2 separate regions of the Homo sapiens genome follow, and region 1 is linked to region 2. A link is a loop called in an ENCODE intact Hi-C map of the cell type or tissue named here. Cell type or tissue: A673. All regions are shown on one strand. Links, peaks and the distances in the headings refer to the core of each region. The heading gives the core; the rest is flanking DNA.

The links. Hi-C counts contacts between places; a loop is a spot of excess contacts. Peaks named below come from ENCODE experiments on the same cell type or tissue, not always from the same donor. Only the 100,000 strongest peaks of a DNase experiment are listed, where the experiment ranks them.
Region 1: it touches region 2 in a loop (6-fold over the local background); 19 of 110 quality-filtered maps call a loop at or near these places.

What each region holds. Positions count from the first base shown.
Region 1 is chr10:102,067,985-102,079,101 of GRCh38, reverse strand. It overlaps HPS6 (HPS6 biogenesis of lysosomal organelles complex 2 subunit 3), which reads right to left. Exons shown (of 1, transcript NM_024747.6): 1 at 11,066-11,117. Among named protein-coding and RNA genes, the nearest start is that of HPS6, 8.2 kb to the right of the region's middle. In A673, for the core only: CTCF peaks have their summits at 5,815 and 6,022 (motif pointing right); a DNase peak (open chromatin) is centred at 6,041.
Region 2 is chr10:101,597,202-101,608,685 of GRCh38, reverse strand. DPCD (deleted in primary ciliary dyskinesia homolog (mouse)) reads right to left here. Exons shown (of 6, transcript NM_015448.3): 3 at 7,824-7,948; 4 at 7,350-7,483. MIR3158-1 (microRNA 3158-1) reads right to left here and starts at 7,269; the gene lies at 7,189-7,269. MIR3158-2 (microRNA 3158-2) reads left to right here and starts at 7,189; the gene lies at 7,189-7,269. RefSeq lists enhancers at 1-483, 11,120-11,484 and a silencer at 5,641-5,800. In A673, for the core only: a CTCF peak has its summit at 5,721; a DNase peak (open chromatin) is centred at 5,745.

The sequences.
Region 1 (11,117 bases), core at 2,992-10,991, 470 kb before region 2:
TTTTTTTTTTTTTTTTTTTTTTTTTACTTTCCTCAGCTCCCAGATGTAAAAGAACAGGTATCATTGTTGAATACCTTTTTGAAAATGAACCTCCATGTGATCAACAACAAAATGGGACTGTTCTCTAGGATGGGAGGTGTCCCAATATGGGTGGGGAAGCCATCAGGGTTAAACCCCTAGGAAGATCCTTCTGTCAATTCAAGCTAGCTCCCTGAACACTGTTTTGTCCTATCTTACAAGGACAAGACCATTCAGCTGGGTTCCTTTTCTTTCCACTCTGGCGATTCCTCTCCCCTCCCCTCCCCTTCCCTTTTCTTTCTTTCTTTTTTTTTGAGGCAGGGTCTCTCCCTGTCACCCAGGCCGGAGTACAGTGGTGCAATCACAGCTCACTGTAGCCTTGACCTCCTGGGCTCAAGCAGTCCACCTCAGCCTCCCGAGTAGCTGGGACTATAGGTGTGCACCACCATGCCCGGCTAATTTTTTTTTACTTTTCATAGAGACAAGGTCTCACTATGTTGCCCAGGCTGGTCTCGTACTCCTGAGCTTAAGTGATCTTCCTGCCTCGACCTCCCAAACTGCTGAGATTACAAGTATGAGCCACTGTGCCCAACGACTCTGGGGATTTTTTTCCTGAACTGGGAGCCATATAATATCCAAATTGATAATCTGCACCCTCTTTCTTCCTTCCTACAAGCTGCAAGAGCCTCAGCCTGCTTACTGTCTACTTACTCAATCCCTGGGACTCCTCATTCCTCTAGATTGGAAGCTGAGGGGGGTACCATCTCCTCAGCTCTCCCCACACTTATTTGCCTCCCTGTTCACATCTCCCTAAAGAAAACTACATGGTACCTTTTCCTTTGAAGGATTTTACAGTTGATCATTGTGGGGAAAGAGACCCAAGGTTACCAAGTCGCTAGTCTGGGGGAAGGTGTGAAAATTTAGGAAATCTAGGAAACTTCTGCCAGCCCTGGTCTCTAGAATGAAAGGGCAGCCAGTAGTGTGGCTCTTTCTCCTCTCCTCTTAGTCCTGGCTTGAAGACACCAAGCAGGGCAACTGTTCATGTCCTCCTTGCCTCAGACATGACTGCATTTGAGCTTCTTCCAATTGGTTATTTATTTATTTATTTATTTATTTTTCTTGAGACGGAATCTTGCTCTGTCGCCCAGGCTGGAGTGCAGTGGCGCGATCTCGGCTCACTGCAATCTCTGCCTCCTGGGTTCAAGGGATTCTCCTGGCTCAGCCTCCCAAGTAGCTGGGATTACAGGCACCCGCCACCACACCTGGCTAATTTTTGTATTTTTAGTAGAGAGGGGGTTTCATCATGTTGGTCAGGCTGGTCTCAAACTCCTGACCTCAGGTGATCTGCCTGCCTCAGCCTCCCAAAGTGCTGGGATTACAGGCGTGAGCCTCCGTGCCTGGTCCTAATTTGTTATTCTCACCTCTGTATTTCCTCAGCCCCATGCGGGAACAGACCCCTTAAGGAAATATTTCTAGGAGAGCCACAAAGACTAAAGAATCTCAGTCCAAGGAGGTCTTAGTAGGGCTGACCTCCAATCTCCCTTTTCCTATAATCAGTCCCATGGAGTTGGGGTTAGAGAAAATTGCGATATTATCAGGGGACCCGTAGTCTCTCTATGGTACCCCAAAAATAGTGAACAAGAAGGCACAGATGTTGTAGTAGGTATGGGATGGGGGTATCTTCTGAGCTCCAGATCCCACTTTTACATTACCATCCCATTTCTACCATCTGCCCCCATCATTGTGAATACGCAGCTGGAAGACATTGGGATGTCAACAGAATTGATGAAACAGAAGATTTGCTGAATTCAAATTTTAAGAAATTTGGCCAGGCATGGTGGCTCACTCCTGTAATCCCAGCACTTTGGGAGGCCAAGGCAGAAGGATCACAAGGTCATGAGATGGAGACCATCTTGGCCAACATGGTGAAACCCCATCCATACTAAAATACAAAAAAAATTAGCGGGTATGGTGGCACACACCTGTAGTTCCAGCTACTCGGGAGGCTGAGGCAGGGGAATTGCTTGAACCCAGGAGGTGGAGGTTGCAGTGAGCCAAGATCACGCCACTGCACTCCAGCCTGGTGACAAAGCGAGGCTCCATATCATTTAAAAAAAAAAAAATTGGGGCCAGATGTGGTGGCTCATCCCTGTAATTCCAGCACTTTGGGAGGCCAAGGAGGGTGGATCACCCGAGGTAAGGAGTTCGAGACCAGCCTCGCCAACATAGAGAAACCCTGTCTCTACTAAAAATACAAAAATTAGCCAGGCGTGGTGGCTGCGCGCCTGTAATCCCAGCTACTTTGGAGGCTGAGGCAGGAGAATCACTTGAACCCGGGAGGCGGAGGTTGCAGTGAGCTGAGATCGCGCCACTGCACTCTAGCCTGAGTGACAGCAAGATTCCATCTCAAAAAAAAAAAAAAAAAGAAATTTGGTGTACTGATAGACTCTGTGGATTTGACTATTAATATGCACAAGTTCAGAATCCATCCCTTTGAGAGACAGGGATATGAGCACTGACCTGGGATAGATGTGAGGAAAGAAAAGGGGTGACCAGGGCTTGACAGGGTATGATGGGCAACTGAAGCTGGGCGACAGAGCTGGGAGGCACAGGGCAGACTTGCAACTGACTGAGATCTGCTGCTCTTTTGTTTTCTTTTTCTTTTCTTTTTTTATTTTTATTTTTATTTTATTTTTTGAGATGGAGTCTCATTCTGTTGCCCATGCTGGAGTGCAGTTGTATAGTCTCTGGTCACTGCAACCTCTCATTCCAGGTTCAAGCGATTCTCCTACCTCAGCCTCCCAAGTAGTTGGGATTACAGGCACATGCCACCACGCCCAGCTAATTTTTGTATTTTTAGTAGAGATGGGGTTTCACCGTGTTGGCCAGGATGGTGTCGATCTCCTGACCTTGTGATCCCCCCGCCTCGGCCTCTCAAAGTGCTGGGATTACAGGCATGAGCCACCACTCCCGGCCAGCCTTTTTTTTTTTAATAGATGAGGTCTTGCTCTATCACTCAGGCTGAGTAGCAAGATCATAGCTCTCTGCAGCCTCAAACTCCTGGGCTCAAGTGATCCTCCTGCCTTAGCCTCTTGGTAGCTAGGATTACACTGCTCCCAGACCTTTTGTTTTATTGATGACTCCTCAGCTGTCCCCTGCCTCCTTGACCCCTTGGAGCTTAGATTCCAAAACACTATTCAGAAGAGAAAAATGGATGGACCTCAAGTTCTCTTCTGGTGTTCCCTCATGCCAAGCACTGAGGTCTCTACCCCTTGTGGGTCTGACTGCTGATATTAAGGGGATGATGAACAGGCTAACAGAGTGAGAAACATGGGATCAAGAGCCCATTCCCAGCTCCAGTTAGATTTGCCATGAAAACAAAACCACAACCCTTCAACGTTTTCTGGGGCCACCTGGGAAGGTGCTGCATTCTACAAAGAGAAACTCTATCATTTATTAGAGAAGCCACAGAGGTTTAGGAAATCCAGTGTTCCCTCCCTCCTTTCCTCCCTCCCTCTCTCTCTCTCTCTCTCTTTCTGACAAGGTCCTGCTCTGTCACCCAGGCTGCAGTGGCATGATCTCGATTCAGTGCAGCCTCAACCTGCCAGGCCCAAGTGATCCTCCTACCTCAACCTCCCGAGTAGCTGGGACTACAGGTGCATACCACCATGCCTGGCTGATTTTTTGTATTTTTTATGGAGACGGGGGTCTTACTATGTTTCCCAGCTGGTCTTGAACTCCTGACCTCAAGCGATCCACCCACCTCGGCCTCCCAAAGTGTTAGGATTACAGGCGTGAGCCACCATGCCTGATCCTCGCTCTCTTTCTGACTCCCCTTTTCTGGTTTGATGCTTCCTGGCTATCCACTTCCAACCTTCCACTTTGGAGCCATTTCCATCTCTTCTTCCCAAGCAACTCTTTTTTTTTTTTTTGAGATGGAGTCTCGCTCTGTCGCCCAGACTGGAGTGCAGTGGCACGATCTCGGCTCACTGCAGGCTCCGCCTCCTGGGTTCAGGCCATTCTTCTGCCTCAGCCTCCCAAGTAGCTGGGACTACAGGCGCCCACCAACACGCCTGGCTAATTTTTGTATTTTTAGTAGAGATGGGGTTTCACCGTGTTAGCCAGGATGGTCTCCATCTCCTGACCTCATGATCCACCTGCCTCGGCCTCCCAAAGTGCTGGGATTACAGGTGTGAGCCACCACGCCTGGCTGCAATCCTTTCTTTATTCCCAGAAAAGCCACATTATGTCCTTCCCTTTCCCAATATTCACAGGGGAGACCTACTCACTAGGGAATTCACTATGGTCTGACCAGTATGGTGGAGGGAAGAAGTGGTTGCTGATGTGTCCCTCCCCACTCCTTAGGCTCCCTGTAAATTCCATACCCCACACTGACCCTCCACTATCCCAAAGAAGCTATGAGAACAACGAGCTTATCTAGTCAGTCATAAGCAGTCACTTGATTTCCCATCTGGACAACTATCTCAGTGATACCTAGATCAGCATCCCCCCTGCCCTGTCCTAGGACCTGGCCTAGGATCTCTGTGTCCCCCTGACCCAATACCTCCCCTCAGTCTACCCTTCCTTCCCTTTCTCTACTGTGGCTCCCAATAGCCTTCCCACCCCAGCAACAGGGCTCTGTAGGAAAGGCCTGCCCCTCAATTCTGAGGCTCCGGGCTGTTCCTAGAGCTTGCCTGGGGCTGTTAGGGATAAGGGCAATGCCCACCTTCCCTACTTTTCTCCAGAATAAAACAAAAATAATAGAATTTGAGATGACTGCATATCACCTTGGAATCCAAATGGCTGCCAAAGCCTGAGGACCTGAAATCTATGTAAAGCCTGAACAGTTTGCTCCTCCAGGGCCTCCAGGAGGCCCAGGATGAGATGGGTCTTCCACTTTCTTGGTGGAGGTCACCATTCCCCTTTCCTCAGCCAATCACAGCTCCTTCCCTTTTCCTCTATTCTCTAGATAATGGAAACTTCTGGAAGACCAGATCTAGCTCAGCTGCCCCATTGGCTTTATGCATTGGCCATAATTCTGGTGACAGGCCCCAAAGGACCTTCTCTCTGTGCCTTCCTTCATCCTCCCAGCATTCATACCTGAGAGCCTCCTCTGCTCCCCAGAGTGAGCAAATGTCCCTGTTTCTCCCTCCTAGGCCCCTCTCCCCATGCCCATCTGTTGTCTCTCCTTTTCATTCTCTGCATCCAGTCCAGCCCCATCTTCTTCCTCATCTCTCTGATTCTGTCTCTCCTCGCCTTTGTTCTTGCTCCTGTCCTGTCTTGCTCTTGTGCAGAGACCTTCAGAGCCAGGCCCAGGCCCTCTGTTTGGGAATTACAGGAGAAAGCACTCTAAGTCTTCTATCCACCACTGGGAGTGACCCTAGGCACTCAGTCCTGACCTCACAGCCCGATTCATTCTCTCTCCCCACCTGAATTTTTATTTAAAGCAGAAATGGGAACCCATGCAGTAATAGTGTAAGCAAAGCTTATAATTCTCATGGTCTGTGAGCCCTGAAATTGTGATTCTGGAAAATATTTTTATTGGGGGGGCTCACCTCTATTTCACATTTCGTGCATTAAGTGAGACTTTATTTATTTTGAAAAAGTCCCAGCATCTTCCTGTACTTCAAATTCATATAAAATGTGAACTTGCTATGCCCTCCCAGGAAACTCTGCTGTGTGCCCTCAACTTCCTCCCCAGTTGGACCAAATTATCTAAGTCAGGTTGGTAGCTGGAATAGACTTCCAATCCTGGAGACGAAGAATCCTGCCAGCCCAGGTCCCCTTTCTTCTGGGTGATAACCATCCTAGTACAAGTCCAGGGCCCTTTCCCTTCTCCATAATTCTGTTCCTTGAATCTCTCCTTCCCTCTTCTCCTCTCTTGCTCTAAGAGAAGCTCCATTTACTACATCCAGAGGCTTCCTCAGTTCTTAGTTAAAAATGGGCAAGTGTGCATGTTTGAGGGCAATGGGTGGAGTTGGCAGTGACAAGAGTAACCACCAGGGGGAGCCTGTGCCTAAGAAGAGACTGAGGTGGCATAGTGGAGCCACTCAGGACTTTTTCCCCTTCATTCTGGGGCAGTAAGGCTGCCAAGCATTCCAGCCCAGGGTGGCTCCTTATAGACCTGGGAATCTAGAGCTCCTTCCTCCCCCCTTTCTGGCTCTCCTCTTTTCCTGATTACCCGGGTCAGTGTGAACCAAACTGCTACATCTACACAATGTGAACACTTCCTAAGGACAGGTTAGGAAGAACATGGCCCCTGGAGGGCCTTATTATTTATTTATTTATTTATTTATTTAGACAGGGTCTCACTCTATTACTGGAGTGCAGTAGTGTGATCACAGCTCACTGCAGCCTGGACCTCCTGGGCTCAAGCAATCCTCCCACCTCAACCTCCCGAGAAGCTGGGACGACAGGCGTGTGCCACCATACCTGGCTAATTTTTTTGTTTTTTTGTAGAGACAGGATTTTGCCATGTTGCCCAGGCTGGTTTTGAACTCCTGGGCTCAATCTATTTGCCTGCCTCAGCCTCCCAAAGTGCTGGGATTATAGGCGTGAGCCACAGTGCCCAGCCTGGATGGCCATATTCAACGTAGGGATCGATCTTCCAGACCTTTGACCTCAACCCACAATTTCCACTAGCCCCTGTCACCAGTCTCTTCCTTGGAACCTCATTGACTCAGGCTTTCCTATCCCTTCTCAAACTCTCCTGGTTTGGGGATCGGGGGCACTGGGTAGTACCAGTTATGTCCATTGCTTTCACCTCCACCTCAACTCCCAAGATGGTCCGAGCTCAGTGGCTTCTTCACCCCTGCCACTGTCCTTGGTGGCTAGGTTCTGCCTTCAGATCCACCTGACTTACTGCCATCAATTTCAGGGCTGGATCAACCAAAGAGTCAGTCTGGCTTATGAAAAGAAAGGAAGAGAGCCAGAGAATCTCTACAGGCCAGAGCTTAATCCCTTCTTTTCACCCCAGGTCATAGGGCCTTGTCAGTTCCTGCATTCACAATAATAATTAGGCTGGTCGCAGTGGCTCACACCTGTAATCCCAGCACTCTGGGAGGCCGAGGCAGGCAGATCACCTGAGGTCAGGAGTTCGAGACCAGCCTGACCAACATGGAGAAACCCCGTCTCTACTAAAAATACAAAATTAGCCAGGCATGGTTGTGCATGAGTGTAATCCCAGCTACTTGGGAGGCTGAGGCAGGAGAATCGCTTGAACCCGGGAGGCAGAGGTTGCGACGAGCCAAGATCACACCATTGCCCTCCAGCCTGGGTAACAAAAGCAAAACTCTGTCTCAAAAATAATAATAATAACAATAATAATTAAACCTACTATGAACCTGGCACTGTGATACATGCTGAGGATACCAAAATACAAATAACCATGGTCTGTGTCTTCAAGGGACTTGTATACTAATCAGGGAAATGAACAAATAACTAGGCAATCACAGTATAAAAAAAGAGAAGACTGGAAGAGAAGACTGGAGAGGCAGGGCCAGACACAAAGGAAGGGATGGCTTTCTTAGGAGTTTGGCCTTTACCCTGAATGTTGGGGTAGGTGATGAACTTGATCAGATTTGCTGTAGTATACAATACTCTCGGTAACCAAGGTTAGATTTGAGGAGACAGGGATGCCAATTAGAAAGCCAGTATAGGCCGGGTGCGGTGGCTCACGCCTGTAATCCCAGCACTTTGGGAGGCCAAGGCGGGCGGATCACAAGGTCAGGAGTTCAAGACCAGCCTGGGCAACATAGTGAAAATCCATCTCTACTAAAAATACAAAGATTAACCGGGCATGGTGGTGCACGTCTGTAGTCCCAGCTACTCGGAAGGAAGGAGAATCGCTTGAACCCGGGAGGCGGAGGTTGCAGTGAGCTAAGATTGCGCCATTGCACTCCAGCCTGGGTGACAGAGCAAGACTCCATCCCCTCCCCCCAAAAAAAAAAAAAGAAAAGAAAAGAAAGGCCGGGCGCAGTGGCTCATGCCTGTAATCCCAGCACTTTGGGAGGCCAGGGTGGGCGGATCACGAGGTCAGGAGATCCAGACCACCCTGGCTAACATGTGAAACCCCATCTCTACTAAAAATACAAAATAAAATAAAATAAAATAAAAAGCCAGAGTGATGGCAGGCACCTGTGGTCCTAGCTACTCAGGAGGCTGAGGTAGGAGAATGGTGTGAACCTGGGAGGCGGAGCTTGCAGTGAGGTGAGATAGCGCCACTGCACTCCAGCCTGGGAGACAGAGCGAGACTCTGTCTCAAAAAAAAAAAAAAAAAAAAAAAATTAAAAAAAGAAAGAAAAAGGGAGGCTTGGGTCCCTGAGGCCACATAGGCAGTTGAAGGAGCCTTGCGCCCTGCTTCCTCGCCTTCACCCAGGATGCTTGCTGGGACTACTGTGCAGTACTCCTTGTGCCTAGCTTTACTGCCATGTGAACCTGAGAGAGCTCCTGAGGTGAGGCACACCTATGGAAATGCTCCTGCCCACTGGCTTAGGATCCTCCCCTCACCTTCCCAGGGACTTCAGACCCCCCTACTCCAGTCCTGCCTGTGGACCTTGGATCTGAGACCTTGTTCACCACTCAAAACCTTCAGCAGCTGGGTGCGGTGGCATGTTCCTAAAATCCCAGCTACTTGAGAGGCTGAGGTAGGAGGAGTGCTCGAGTCCAGGGGTTCAAGTCCAGCCTGGGCAACATAGCAAGAAATTGTCTCAAAAAAAAGAAAAGAAAAAAGGCAACCAAGCCAGGCATAGTGGCCTGTGTCTGTAGTTCCAGCTACTTAGGAGGCTGAGGCAGGAGGATGGCTTGAGCCCATAAGCCATTGCACTCCAGGCTGGGCAACATAGCAAGATCCTGTCTCTTAAAAACAGAAGCAAAAAGCTGGGCATGGTGGCTCATGCCTGTAATCCCAGCACTTTGGGAGGCCAAGGTGGACGGATCACCTGAGGTCAGGAGTTCGAGAGCAGCCTGACCAACATGGAGAAACCCCATCTCTACCAAAAATACAAAATTAGCTGGGTGTGGTGGTGCATGCCTGTAATCCCAGCTACTCAGGAGGCTGAGGCAGGAGAATCGCTTGAACCCGGGAGGTGGAGATTGTGGTGAGTCAAGATCGCACCATTGCACTCCAGCCTGGACAAGAGTGAAGCTTCGTCTCAAAAAAAAAAAATAGAATTAAATTAAATAAATAAATAAATAAATAAGAAACCCATCAATGCCAGAACTTACCCCTTTCTCAGGTACTCAAGGCCAAGGACTTTGGCTTAAGATCTCCACCCTCCTATTCAGAGACCTCTGTCTGATAACCCTCTCAGGAACTCCATTAAAACTCAGTCACACGGTGATCCCTGTGCTGTTTCCAAAGTCCTGCATCCCTGAGCTGTCTTCCAAAGTCCTGAGATGCAGCTGGGATCACTTGCACCCTCCACATTGAAAGGAAGGATAAGGCTAGTGTGATCAAGCACTGAGCCTGTAAAAGCAGGTAAAAGTCACCATCTAAGCCCACCTGCTCTGCTCAGAGCTGCTGGGCTGGGTGGCCTTCATCTGGAGGCCCTACTAGTGGGTGGTCCCAGGGAACTTCCTTAAGCCATACAACCTTAATGAAAAACCTGGCTTCCTTCTCTTACCCATGCCCCAGGGGCCCACTGAGTAGAATTCCTTCTCTCCTGGGCACAGGAGGACCAAGCCAAATCTCAGGCTTGGGAGATTTGAGAAGCAACAATGATTAAGCAGGATCATGAACAGGAAGCAGCCTCCCATTGAGGAGCCATGATGAGCCCAGTTTCAAGACCAAGAAGAGGAACTCCTTCCAGACCAGGAAGGGGCTGAGGTGGAGGCCAAGACTGGAACTGTCCCTACCCCTGGGCCTCTGGCAAGAACAGTAGCTTGACTCCAGGTATTGGTAGGCAGCCTGGCTTGAGGGCCAGGACAAGGGCCATCCAAGTTCTGGAGGAGGCCAAGATGGTACCTCAGGACTTGGCCATGTAGATGAGCCACCTCAGGACCTCTATGAGGCTGAAGAGTTAACACCAGCCACAGATAAGACTAAGTAAGCTACTTCTCTCCCCTGAGAGACAGGAACTGTCCCTAGTCTCACTAGTCCTAGCCTGAGTCCACCTTAAGCCCAGGTTAAGGCTACCAGAATCTAAGCTGCAGGTCCCAGCTGAGGACAAAGCTGAGCAGCAGCCCTAACCTTGGCCCCAACCCTGGACAAGGGGTATCTGGGACTGCGGATGATGCTGAGTAGCTGCATCCAGGGTCCTAACCTAAGCTAGAACCAGGGGTCTATCCTACGCTAGGCTGAGGGGTTACTTGGGTAGAAGTGAGCATGGGGCAAAGGCCTCTTCAGAGTTGAGCCTGTTGAATACATCCAGACAAGCAGAGATCTGTGTTGCAGACGCTCTTATTTCTTGACTTGGGAGAGTCAGCAGGAATATGGGGCTCTCCAGATAGCTCTGCTCCCAGTGAATTTTGTTACTGAGCCAGAGAGCTCTGCAGGCAGCTCTCCTGTCTGTGGCAAATCTTCCCCTAAACTAGAAGCTGCTTCAGAAATCCTGGTGGAGACAGGCAAGGACCCAGGGCCCAGTAAAGTTCCTACTCCGGAGCAGAGGAGTCCTGGGGAAAGGAAGGGTGGAGCTCTGTAGTCCTCCTCCTCTTAGCAGGCCAGGGAAGCTGGCATGGAGCCAGGGATGGGGAGTACATCCAAGCCCAAGCAGGTGGGAGCTACTGGGCTGTTCAGTGAGGTGGCTCCAATCTTTGAGGTGCTACTTTCTAGCCAAATGAACTTGGTCAAGTCATTTAATTTTTCTAAACTTCTATTTCCTGTAAAATGGGAATAACATCAGTACTTTCCCCACTGGGGTTATGAGAAGCTAGCTGAGGGATTATATAAAGATGAGTAGAATGCCTGGCTTCTATTAAATGCTCATAAATGTTAACTATTTTCATGATTGGAAGTGGGGACTTTAGCCAAAAGATCCAGATCCAACCACTCCCTCTATAACCTGCATCCTCTGAGACCTGTACCTGTTTAAAAACACACAACTGTGTATATATTAAACTATGTATATATTTAACACACACATCTTAAAAATAGCTCCAGA
Region 2 (11,484 bases), core at 1,170-9,169:
TTTCAGAGCTCAGTGGCCCTGGAAAGCATAGAATGCAAGCCTTATGTCCAGTCCAGTGGCAGAAGAGCAGAACCTAGTTATAATTCTGTGATTAGACCAGGGGTTGTAGTGACTCACATCTCAGAGCTGGGTCTCCCAAAGACAGGCAGAAGAAGCCTGGAACACACAAATAGCTCAAGCAGCTTGGGACTCCTCTACCCCCAAAGCCTCATGGAGACACCAGAAAAATGGGACGTGTTCTAACAAAGGACAGAGTAAGGACATTCAGATCTGTCTCCCAAAGCTGGGGCCCTACTGTTACCATTTACATGGGAGGTCCACTGAAGGCCTCAACTACCTCTTCCTCTTTTGGGGCCTTTCAAGGCCTTGTTAGCCTGGCCTTGTAGGCCAGAGGGAAAAGTATATCTACTAGGAGAAATCTCTTTGAGAGGACGAACCATGTTACTCATCACGGAAGCTGGACCTCTGGACTACTTGGCTGGCCCCAAGTCCCTACTCCTCCATTTTTACATATCACACATGGTCCTTATCATCTGCAGGTGCCGGTTCAGCGATTAATGATGCCTTTTAATTAAAAAAAAAAATAGAACAGATGGCAACACCCAGTCTGTAATGTGTATAACTAGACTTTGCAGGAAATTTGACCCCCCTTACCTAAAAGGGAACTCGGGCTCAGAGAGATGAAATATCTTGCCTTGTTTCACGGCCAGTTGTCGGTAGGGATGGGAGTCAAGATTAGAGTAAGATTCCTTGTCCTTGGTCTGATCCTTACTACACCAAAGCACAATGAATGGCCTCCTCATCTCTAACAGTACACCAATTTGGCATTTTCCTTGGTGGAAATGTGGCTTAGGCTCTGGCCAGGGGCTGCTAGACCTGTCACTTGGGCAAGGCATCACTTTCTGCTGCAGAGGTTGTATGGGCTGTGAAGGGAAACACCTCAGGCAGGTACAAACAAACTCAAGTGAGAGGCCTGGGGAGGATGGGGCTTTTAGTACTTCAGAGGGGCCTGGTCCTTGTGGTGACAGCTACCCTGAGTCCACTTCAAAAGCCCCTATGCCCTGGGGACTCAGAGAGTTGACATCAATGCAGCACTTCTGCCCCCGTCCTCCCTGCCCAAATCCCTCCGTTCAACAGAGGCTCTCGGGGCCCCTCTCCTCCCAGGTTCCCCACTCCCCACCAAGGTACTGGGACCCATGGCAGGAAAAGAATGTTTACTTAAAGGCTGACAGTTCAAAAGGAGTGGGGGCTGGGGGATCCTAATGGCATTGCAAGTTGCTTTATTTTCCAAAGCTCTGCCCCAGGGAAAGGCGATCCATCTGCCTGCAAACCGGGGATGGAATGCCTGCCTCATCCTCTTCCTAGCCAGCTCAGGCTGAGGGCTCTTCCTGGGGCCTTTGGTCTGGCCAGCAAAGGTGGCAGACACTGATAATAGGGGAGAGTCAAAGGTTAAACAGCAGAGATTAGATGAACACAAAGACTTGTTAGGAAGTGTTAACATCTTCCCTGCAAATATACACAAAAAGCAGAACCAGGAGGGAAGCAGCCCAGCAGAACCATTCCCCCAGGCTGGGGCAGTGGGACCGGAAAATGAATCCCAGGGCTTGGCCACAACAGCAAGGACAGGATCAGAGGGAACTTTAGGTGCATAGCTTGCACCTGCTTTCCTTGAACTACTCCTACCACCAGGCAAGAGGAATGGAGGCAGAGCAGGTGGAGGCTCAGCTTGGTTTTGAGTCTCTTGTAATAGATTTAGTTTATTGGTCGAGGTTAACCAACTTCTTAGAAGCTCCCGATAGGCTCAAGGGAGTAGGGAGCATCTGCCTTTTCTCCTCCTGGGGAAGCCCACCCCCTTCTCACACCCATTCCCCCAGACATAGGGTTTTTCCATGATAGGTACTGTACTTGACTTTCTCACCAGCACCTGGACAAGAGAGAGACCCACTGTGCTTCTGGAAGGGTCATAACGTTCAGCCTCAGGCAGCTGTAGGTAGGCAGCAAACATTTATTGGGCATCAACTGTGTCCCAGACCTTGAGCTGTGAGCTGGGGATTTAAGGATGAAGAAGAGGGCGGGCCTGGTGACTCATGCCTGTAATCCCAGCACTTTGGGAGGCTGAGGTGGGAGGATCACTTGAGGCCAGGAGTTCAAGACCAGCCTGGGCAACATAGCGAGACCCTGTCTCTACAAAAAATTAAAAGAAAAGGATGAAGAAGAAACAAGGCCTCCAGATGCAGTGGCTCACTTCTGTAATCCCAGCATTTTGGGAGGCCGAGGTAGGCAGATCACTTGAGGCCAGGAGTTCAAGACCAGCCTGGCCAACATGGTGAAACCCTGTCTCTACTAAAAGCACAAAACTTAGCCAGGCGTGGTAGCAGCACCTGTAGTCCTAGCTACTTGGGAGGCTGAGGCAGGAGAGTCACTTGAACCCAGGGGGCGGAGGTTGCAGTGAGCCAAGATCGTGCCACTGCACTCCAGCCTGGGCAACAGAGCCAGACTCAATCTCAAAAAAAGGAACAAGGCCATATCCCTGCTGATCAGACCTTGTTTTGTTTCTGCTAAAAGATGAACCCTTACAGCAGGATAGTTCCCTGGCTTCCTGCAGATGCCCCGCTCTCCCCCATTCCCACCTCCCTTCAATGTTCTATTTCAGCCATACAATGAAAGATGACATTTTAAGAGCTTATTCTGTGCCAGGTTCTAAACACATTTAATTGTCAAAACAACTCTCTCAGGTTGGTTACTTCTATTATCCACTTTTAAACAAAAGGAAACTGAGGCCCAGAAAAGTTAGATATCTTGCCCAACTCACAAAGCTGGTAAACAGAGAAGCCCGTATTAAAGTGAGAATTCCCCAAATCTCCTGACACCTCCATGTCTCCACATTCTCACCACAAAGTAATAGCCCGCCATAGTCTAGATTATTTGCATTTGTCCAATGATGGGGCAGATATTGAGGTGGGAGGTGGGGATGTTCAACAATGAACAGGTTGTCTCCCCTGGGGTCCGAACACTCTGCGGGTCCCCTGGGTACTCTCTCCAACACATCAGTGGCCTTCCTTTCTGAATGTCAAAAGTCTTCAAAAGATGTATGTGGAAGTAAAGGCTTGTAGCAGAACTCCTGGCCCTGCCTTGTGACCCCGGACAGGTCACTTAATTTCTGGGCCTCAGTTTCCACATTCCTTCTTCGAATAAAAGAGCTGCACTAGATGAACTTGAAGTCAATGTCAAAGGGCCCAGAACAGGCCAACTCTGTACCTGTCTTCTCCCTGTTTGACAGACGACTCCTCCATTTTGACTATTTCAGTAATGATCTATTGCCTCCCACCACTCTCTACTGTATCCCCTCCCCAATCCAGCCTTTCAACCCAAAAGGGCACCAGAGGCCAGGCCCTCAGAGGGAGAGAGACTCTGGAGGCTGAAGGCAGGAGCAGGGCTGCTGTGGACAATCACTTGGGTCATGCCTCACATACCTCAGAGGGGGTGCCATGCACACCTGCACACCGCATGGCCAGAGGGGTCCAGAGAAGCCTCCAACCAGTCCGCCTTTAGAAAAGCAGCAAGCAAATCTTCTTAAACATCAAGGCTCTGGGCAAACTTGGCACCCCCACCCACAGTCGCCCCCTGCTAGACAGTCACAATCACACACACATACTAAAGGCTCTCGGCCCCACCAAAGAGAAGCCTGTTTAATCCAGAGTTTCTTAAATTTATTTAACCACAGAATCCTTTTTTCTAGTGAAGCCTATTAACACCTCCCACAGTGTTACTATCACCGATGTCAAATCAGCCAAGCTCTCCTCAGATTCCAATTTCCAAAGAACTGTTGAGGACCTGCTTCAGGCCAGCCGTTGTGCTGGCCTGTACATATATGATTTCATCAAATTCCCCAAAATCTGTGAAGTAGCTGTGAGTCTTCTCTGATAGATGAGGAAACCTTGCCTAAATTCTACAGCTAACAGTGGCAGAGGCCAGATTTAACCCAACAACTTCTCACTCCTGCACCCTGGCTCATTCCACCTACAGCGGCCAACTTCCAGGCTGAGGCTAGGAGCCCTCTTTCTGCACAAACGTTATCAGGAATAGATGGTCCAACACTGGGATCCTGGAAAAGCACTTTTTTCCTTCCCTGATTCATCCCTCACTAATATGTGAGGCCAAGGACATGATACACTGCAATCAATTCCTTCAAGTAAAGTCACCAACCCAGCTCTTCAGAGACAAGGCAAGTATGGGTAAAGAAACTCTGGCTTTGGTTAGTAACCACATTCCAGAATATTAGAACTGGGGCAGGTTATGGAACCTCCAGGTGAAGGAAGAGGTCAAATCAGAGAGAAATGCCATGATGTGCATTTCTGAAGTGCAGATGTCTGAGTATCAGGAGAGACAGTCACTAACTTTCAGCAAGCTGGTTCATCATGCTGACTTTATATATACATTTATATAATCATCTATAACACAAGAATAAAAGTATGGATCCTGTCCACCTCCTGACAGAATGATGATCAGAAAACAGATTTTAAATGTACTATATCCTTAAAAAGCTAAACACTGTGGAAGGGAGTAGCCATTGAGTTTTTGGCTTCTGGCCAGAGGCCACACTTCCCCACCTGCCAGAATGGCCACCCTGGTCTGGGTGTGGTGGCTCATGCTTGTAATCTCAGCACTTCAGGAGGCCAAGGCAGGAGGATCACTTGAGCCCAGGATTTTGAGAGCAGCTTGGGCAAAATGGAGAGACCCTCAACGCTATAAAAAATTGTTTAAACTTGGCCAGATTGGGTGGTATGCGCCTATAGTCCCAGCTTCTCAGGAGGATGAGGCGGGAGGATCCCTTGAGCCCAGGAGTTCAAAGCTACAGTGAGCTATGATTGCAAGAAGTGGACTCTAGCCTGGGCAATAGGGCAAGACTCCATCTCTTTTTTTTTTTTTGAGATGGAGTCTCACTCTGTCACCCAGGCTGGAGTGCAATGGCATGATCTTGGCTCACTGCAACCTCTACCTCCTGGGTTCAAGCGATTCTCCTTCCTCAGCCTCCCGAGTAGCTGGGACTACAGGCATGCACCACCACGCCTGGCTAATTTTTGTATTTTTAGAGAGACAGGGTTTCGCCATGTTGGCCAGGCTGGTCTCAAACTCCTGACCTCAGATGATCCACCTGCCTTGGCTTCCCAGAGTGCTGGGATTACAGGCGTGAGCCACCGCGCCCAGCCAAGACTCCATCTCTTAAAAAAAAAATAAATAAATAAAAATAAAAATAAAAAAGAATGTCTATGCAGGCTGTAACCCCTGATGAGAAATAAATCTCTCCCTTCCAAATTAATAATAATAATAAAGGAATACCCATTGAGTTCTATATAATTAATGGGAGTAAAGGTATAAAATACATTCTTCCAGGTAGAAGGTAAAAATGCCACTAGGTTCGGGAACGATCTGGCTAAGGGTTCAGCGGCCTCTAGGTTACCTCCCAACAGAGAGACCTGAGGAGGGCAGGGATGAGCCAGGCTGGGACACTGGACCAGAGGCTCAGTGTGGGTTCCAAAGTGGGCCCTGAAACACTCCTCTGTCCTCTATGGGAATCCAACCCTCAGCCCTGCCCCTCCAGGGGCATCACTCCCATCCCACCTGGCCTCACCCATCATTTCAAAAATGTCCAACAACCCCTGCTTGCCTTGAGAGCTAGCCTGGGCCTCCAGCCATGGAGCTCCTGGCCAACAGCGCCACCTATGGCTGGATGTGCGCAGGAGATGGGACCCAGAGGATATGCTGGCAGATGAATTTTTTGGTGAGCTAGCTAGCCTCTTTCCTCACTCCCTGGTAATCACATTTCTGTCTGATATCTGTATTCGACAGTGACCTCTGGGGGACAAAAAAGAGGCAGCAGCCAGCTTCACAAAGTGCTGGGCTGCAGATTCAAGTGCTATCAGAAGCACTTTTGTTCCCAGTTTGGACCCAAGGCCTCTTCCACCAAGGAATGCTTGCTGAAGCATGGAGTTTGTTCTCCTACAGGCAATTTCTCTGTTGTCTGAAATTGCTAAATTCCACTTTAGGCAGTGACTCCTGTTAATGATGAGAACAATAACGGGAATAAACTGCCTCTTATCTGAGGGCTTCAAAGTGCTTTATAAACACAAACCCTTATTATTATGACTTTATATTTATAGACAAGGCCCACTGCAGGGGCTGCTGGCTGCATGTACAGCAATAATCCTGAAATTAATTCATCCATCTCCACCCTTTCCCCTGTCCTCTTAACCCTGCCAAAGCAATGGGATATGGGGGTCACAAGAGGATGGCAGCACCCAGGGCTGCGATGGGGGAGTCTGGGAGCTACCCTGCTTCCCTGTGGGCCTCGTGAGCCTGAGGGAGATGGAAGGGGAGACTGGCACCACATCACCTGAGGAGATGCACAAGGAGCTGTGTCCCCATTACTGCATGTAAAGCAAGAGATGGGTGGGGGCATCCCCATGAGGCATGTTGAATGGCTTCACAGCTTGCAGACAGGTAACTTATAAAACCTCCCATCTCAATGCCCAAATCTATTTTGTGGGAGTTGTCCCTAGACTGTATTCTCTCTAGCCCAGGTCAAGATTGATTCATTTCAGGGTCATTCCCTTCAGGCCTCACACAGGGCATTGTTCTCCTGTGATCAGTCAGGGCTCCAGAAACCTAAATGAGATCAATGCATTTCCAAAATGGAAATGCACTGTGGCCACCTTCTGTCCTTTCAACCCCTGCAGTTTGCCTCCCCTCTAGGGGACCACAAAGGGAAGTTGAGTACCCCTTTTGAAGCATTATGCAAGAGACTTCCAAGCGGCCCAAGCATCTGCCCCACTGTCAGTCTGGGGAGGGATTAGGTTTACTGCTGCCCAGTCTGCTTTAAACTGCTGTCAAGTACTGCTTTAAAGGACTGTCACTCCCACTTCAGACAGGGGTGCCTTCCAAGCTATGGCTCCCTGCCAGCTCTGACAGTGATGTCACCAGGCCACCCTTACCAAGGCCTGGCTCCAGTCAGGAGACCAAGGTCATAATAACCTTTCAGCAGAACCACCTGAGACCACAAGTTAATGGTCCTGTGATTTCCCTCATCATCTCATTCATTCAACAAATATTTACTGAGCCCCTATCTATGCCAGGTACTATACTAGATACTCATTCAAGTTTCTCTTCCCCGATGGAGCTGATTACATTATTCAGGCCGGTCCTGCAGAGAGGAAGCCCTTCCAATACCTGTAAGCAGAAGGGCTTCCTCTCTGCAGGACCGGCCTGAATAATGATCCTAACGCCAGATCAAACCCCACCCTACACCCCGCTCATACACAAGCACACAGGGTGCCTTCCACGCTACTCACTTCTTGTTGGTTGTTCTGACAATGATGCAGCGCTCCTTCTGGTCCACAGAGACACTATAGACATCCTTAGGATAGGGGAGGTTTCGAATCCGCCACTGGAAACTCATCTTGGTGTCCTTGCGCATGAAGATAGGCTGCAGAAGGCAAATCCAACTCGAGGACTGTTCCTGGGGAAGGGAAGGCTCCACCCTCATCAGAGCGCTACCCCGGGGCACAACAAGACCCTCAGCTCTTCTCCACTGCTCCCCTCTGACGCTGCTATTGCTACAGCACTCCAGGCCCTGAGCCCCCGCCCTGGGACGATCAAGCCAAAATGTCTGTATTCATTCAAACAAACATTTATAGAGTGCTGTGTCCAGGTGGCACACTGGAGGCGAGGAGGTGAACAAGACATGGTCCCTGCCCTCAAGAGCCAGCAGCCCACAGCCCACCCCCACCTCAGTCCGTGCAAGACACCTGGACAGATGGACGTACATTGGCATTGCTTTCCTTGATGAGTTCAGGCCCCAGGTTCCCTGCTCCTAGGGGCGCTGGGTCTCCTACTTCAAGCTGCCACTGGCCCATGGCTCCCAGGGCACTTTTCACACGCCACTTTCTCACTGGGGAGAGAAGCAAGCATCGGGATGAGAAGCAAGCATCAGGATGAGAGTGAAGAGAGGGTCTCTGCTCTTTTCTGCTGAATCACCGGCACCACACTAGGTAACTAGCACAAGATGAAAGTGGGAGTGTTGGGCCTTTACTCTCAGCTTTGTTAATCTAAGGAGGGACCTCACAACTTCTGAAATTTCAGTAGAGCATTTCAACATTAGACAACCCTCAAAGCGCATCTCATGGGTGCTCAGGCAAAAGGAACTGGAATGAAGCTCTGAGAAGAGCCAAGTGGAGTCAAGAAACCCTCAGGTGTGGCTTCAAGCAAGGAGAAGATGTGAAGATTAGGAAAAGGGTTGTTTCTGGTAATGGAGAAAATTTGGATCCCAAAAAGGAGTTGAAGCACACTTTTTCCCTCAAAAACATGCAGAGGAAAAAATAATTAAGAGGGTGAAAGCTGTTCGGCAGGTCTGTATCATGATTCAGAAAGTCCAAATATAGAAATTCACTCTTTTCAGGTATACCTTGCTTAAAAAAAAAGAAAAAAGCAAAAACAAAAAAACGCTCCAAAGCTGCATTTAAACAAAATCGTAGGCACATGCCATATTTTAAATGCACGGTTTATAAAAGATCTAATGTGAATTTTTTGTAAAAGGGAATCCTTCTAGAATGCAAATAACCATCTCTATTTTACCTTGTTTCATAACCCAGATGCTTGCATAAGATTTTAAGGCACATATATTATGAAAATTATAAATCAAGAAACTAGTTGAATGGACTACCTGAAAACCCCTGCTGAGATTTTCATTTTCAGGAACCATGCGGTCCATCACTGCAGGGGGATCTTTTCTGAGCCATGACCTCCTATCCCCCAGTTCCTTTCCCTTCCTGCTGCATTTGGAATCCGGGGCTGCCCACTATGGTATCCTCCAGCCTGAGGAGCCCAGCTGGTGCTAAAGACCAGCAGCCTCTGTAGCTGTTTAAGGAGCTAAACAACTCAAAAAGTGCACAGTACTCAGTTACAGTTGTTTCTGTTTGTGTCTTTTTCCAGGTAGGAGTTGAGAGCTACAGTCAGGTTCTCAGCACTAGGCAGCCGGCGGTTTTACTTTAGACCTTTTGAGCAGCTGTGTCAAATCCAAACGCCCTCACCGGTATAAGTAAGGCACACAAGCTGAACACAAAAGTGTGCTGTAAAATTAGAATTTTCCCTTAAATATGTGCTTTTATAAGGTCTGCTGCATTCTGCAGTGTGATTTTATTACCTCTTAGGGCCAAAAATTCTCCCTAGAAACACATTTCCAAGTTTATAATGAAAATTAATAAGGAAGAGTAAAACTTGGAAATATGCTTTATAGGCAACTTTTTTCCCCCACAAATACTTCTCTCTTAAGTGAACGGACTGTGACCAGGAGTATATCCAAATCTATTCAGTGTTAATACCTCACTTCACTGGAAGCAGCCTTCTGGGGGCCTCTGACACAGTTGCAAACTCAGAAGTGACAAATGCCTCCGAGCAGCAGCTTATTGTGAAAAGATCCATGTACCCTACTCTATACTATAGGAAAGATCACTCTCAGATTCTCGCTCAGACTAGGTATAAAATGCTGTGTGTAGAATAAGGCAGGAAATTACTTTTTTTCTCAGGCATATTGACAATGGTATCGGGGACAACTCACACTGGACGGCAGTGTCAGAACCACATAAACACTTGGGACCATTTAGTGTAAGGGCAAACAAGCACCCTTAGACTCCAATGGTGCCACTTTATAATAGAACACAACCATCACAGATTTTAAAGGTGGAAGTTCCTTTAGAAAGCATCTACTCCAGGCCGGGCGTGGTGGCTCATGCCTGTAATCCCAGCACTTTGGGAGGCCAAGGCGGGCGGATCACCTGAGGGAGTTCGAGACCAGCCTGGCCAACATGGAGAAACCCCGTCTCTACTAAAAATAAAACATTAGCTGGGTGTGGTGGCACACGCCTGTAGTCCCAGCTACTGGGGAGGCTGAGGCAGGAGAATCGCTTGAACCTGGGAGGTGGAGGCTGTGGTGAGCTGAGATTGTGCCATTGCACTCCAGCCTGGGCAACAAGAGTGAAACTCCGTCTCAAAAAAAAAAAAAAAAAAAAAAAAAAAAAAGAAAGCATCTACCCAATGTCTGTATTTTTAAAATGAGAAATAGCATTTTTTCCCTGACTGCTCTCTTTCAACCCTTGCCACTACTCTCTAGGAAACAGACTATGAAGAATTACTGAGGCTCAAGGAGACAATCTTACAAATGCCACGGCTAAACTCCAGGTCTCCTAACTCCAAATCCAGAATTTGAATTATTAATAAAACTTTATTCTGAAAGTGTTCAATAAGCACATGTAATATTTTGAAAGGTTTCTGTTTTTTTTTAAGTAGCTCAATTTATTTTTTATATTTGGCCTTTAAAGGGTAAGCTTTGATTATCTGAAAAAGTAAATTATGAGGACTACCTCACGACCTAGGGCTGGATAAGTGAGGTGCCCCTGTAAGTCATGGGCCTTGCTAAAATGGGTGTCCTAATGCATAATAATGCACCAAGGTGGCCTGGAGGGACGACAACCACCCCAGGGTTTTCTGTGCACTTTTACTCCAAAAAATTTTGAGTTTTACACAGAAAACTTCCCAAGAAGTACTCAAAGAAGGAAGAAAGTCAGCTGCTGATTTCCTTACTTCTGACCTTAAAAACCACTCAGGGAACTTGACACCTCTGGCTGCTTCACCTTTATTTTTTGTTTAAACACCTTGAGAATTAAATTCTTTGTTAGAATGTAGAAGAAAGTCTCCTTTCCCATTCCCTCTAGAGATAAGACCCAATAAAAGATTTTGGGGAAGTCCTTCTTATTTTTCCTATGCACAAGTGCATGGGTGTGAACACACATGTACAAATGCACACTTTGTCTTGTCTTTCTTGCCCCCGTCTTTGTTTCTGAACTCAAGGACGGCTCCTGCGGCAACAGAAGACTGTTTCCATCTGCTGTCACTCTGATTTGATTATATGTTAAACCCAAACTGGTGTGAGGCAGCTTCCCGGGACGCTGTCATATCTTCCCAGCTGAGCCCCAGCCAGACCTTGGAAAAGAGACTTTCCACCCCGGTGAAGAGTCTGATGGGGAATATATAAAGGAGGTGGCGCCTGGGGGCTTTTTCCTAAATCAGCAGGAAGCAGGCTGATGTCCCAGACTGCTGAAAGGAGGCCCCATCTTTCAGGTGGGCTGGAAAGTAGAAGTCCTAAAGGCCTCTTTCCCCAAAGCTCCAAACCCTGGCCCACTTCCAATGTGGATAATTACATTCCCCTTCCCTAAATGTTCCCTGCAGCTTCAACTGGATGCAGGATTCTTCTTTTCTGCCTTAAAACACTGCAACATTGCTATGTGGCAATTAAACAGCTGCCATGTCCCATCCCAGAGGAGGCCGAAGGGAATCGAGTGGGTCATTTATAAAGCCAGTGAAGTGCTTGGGGATGAAAGTGCTCAATATCCTCCAAATGCAGCCTGGGGTGGTTAGGCTGGCGGTCAAATA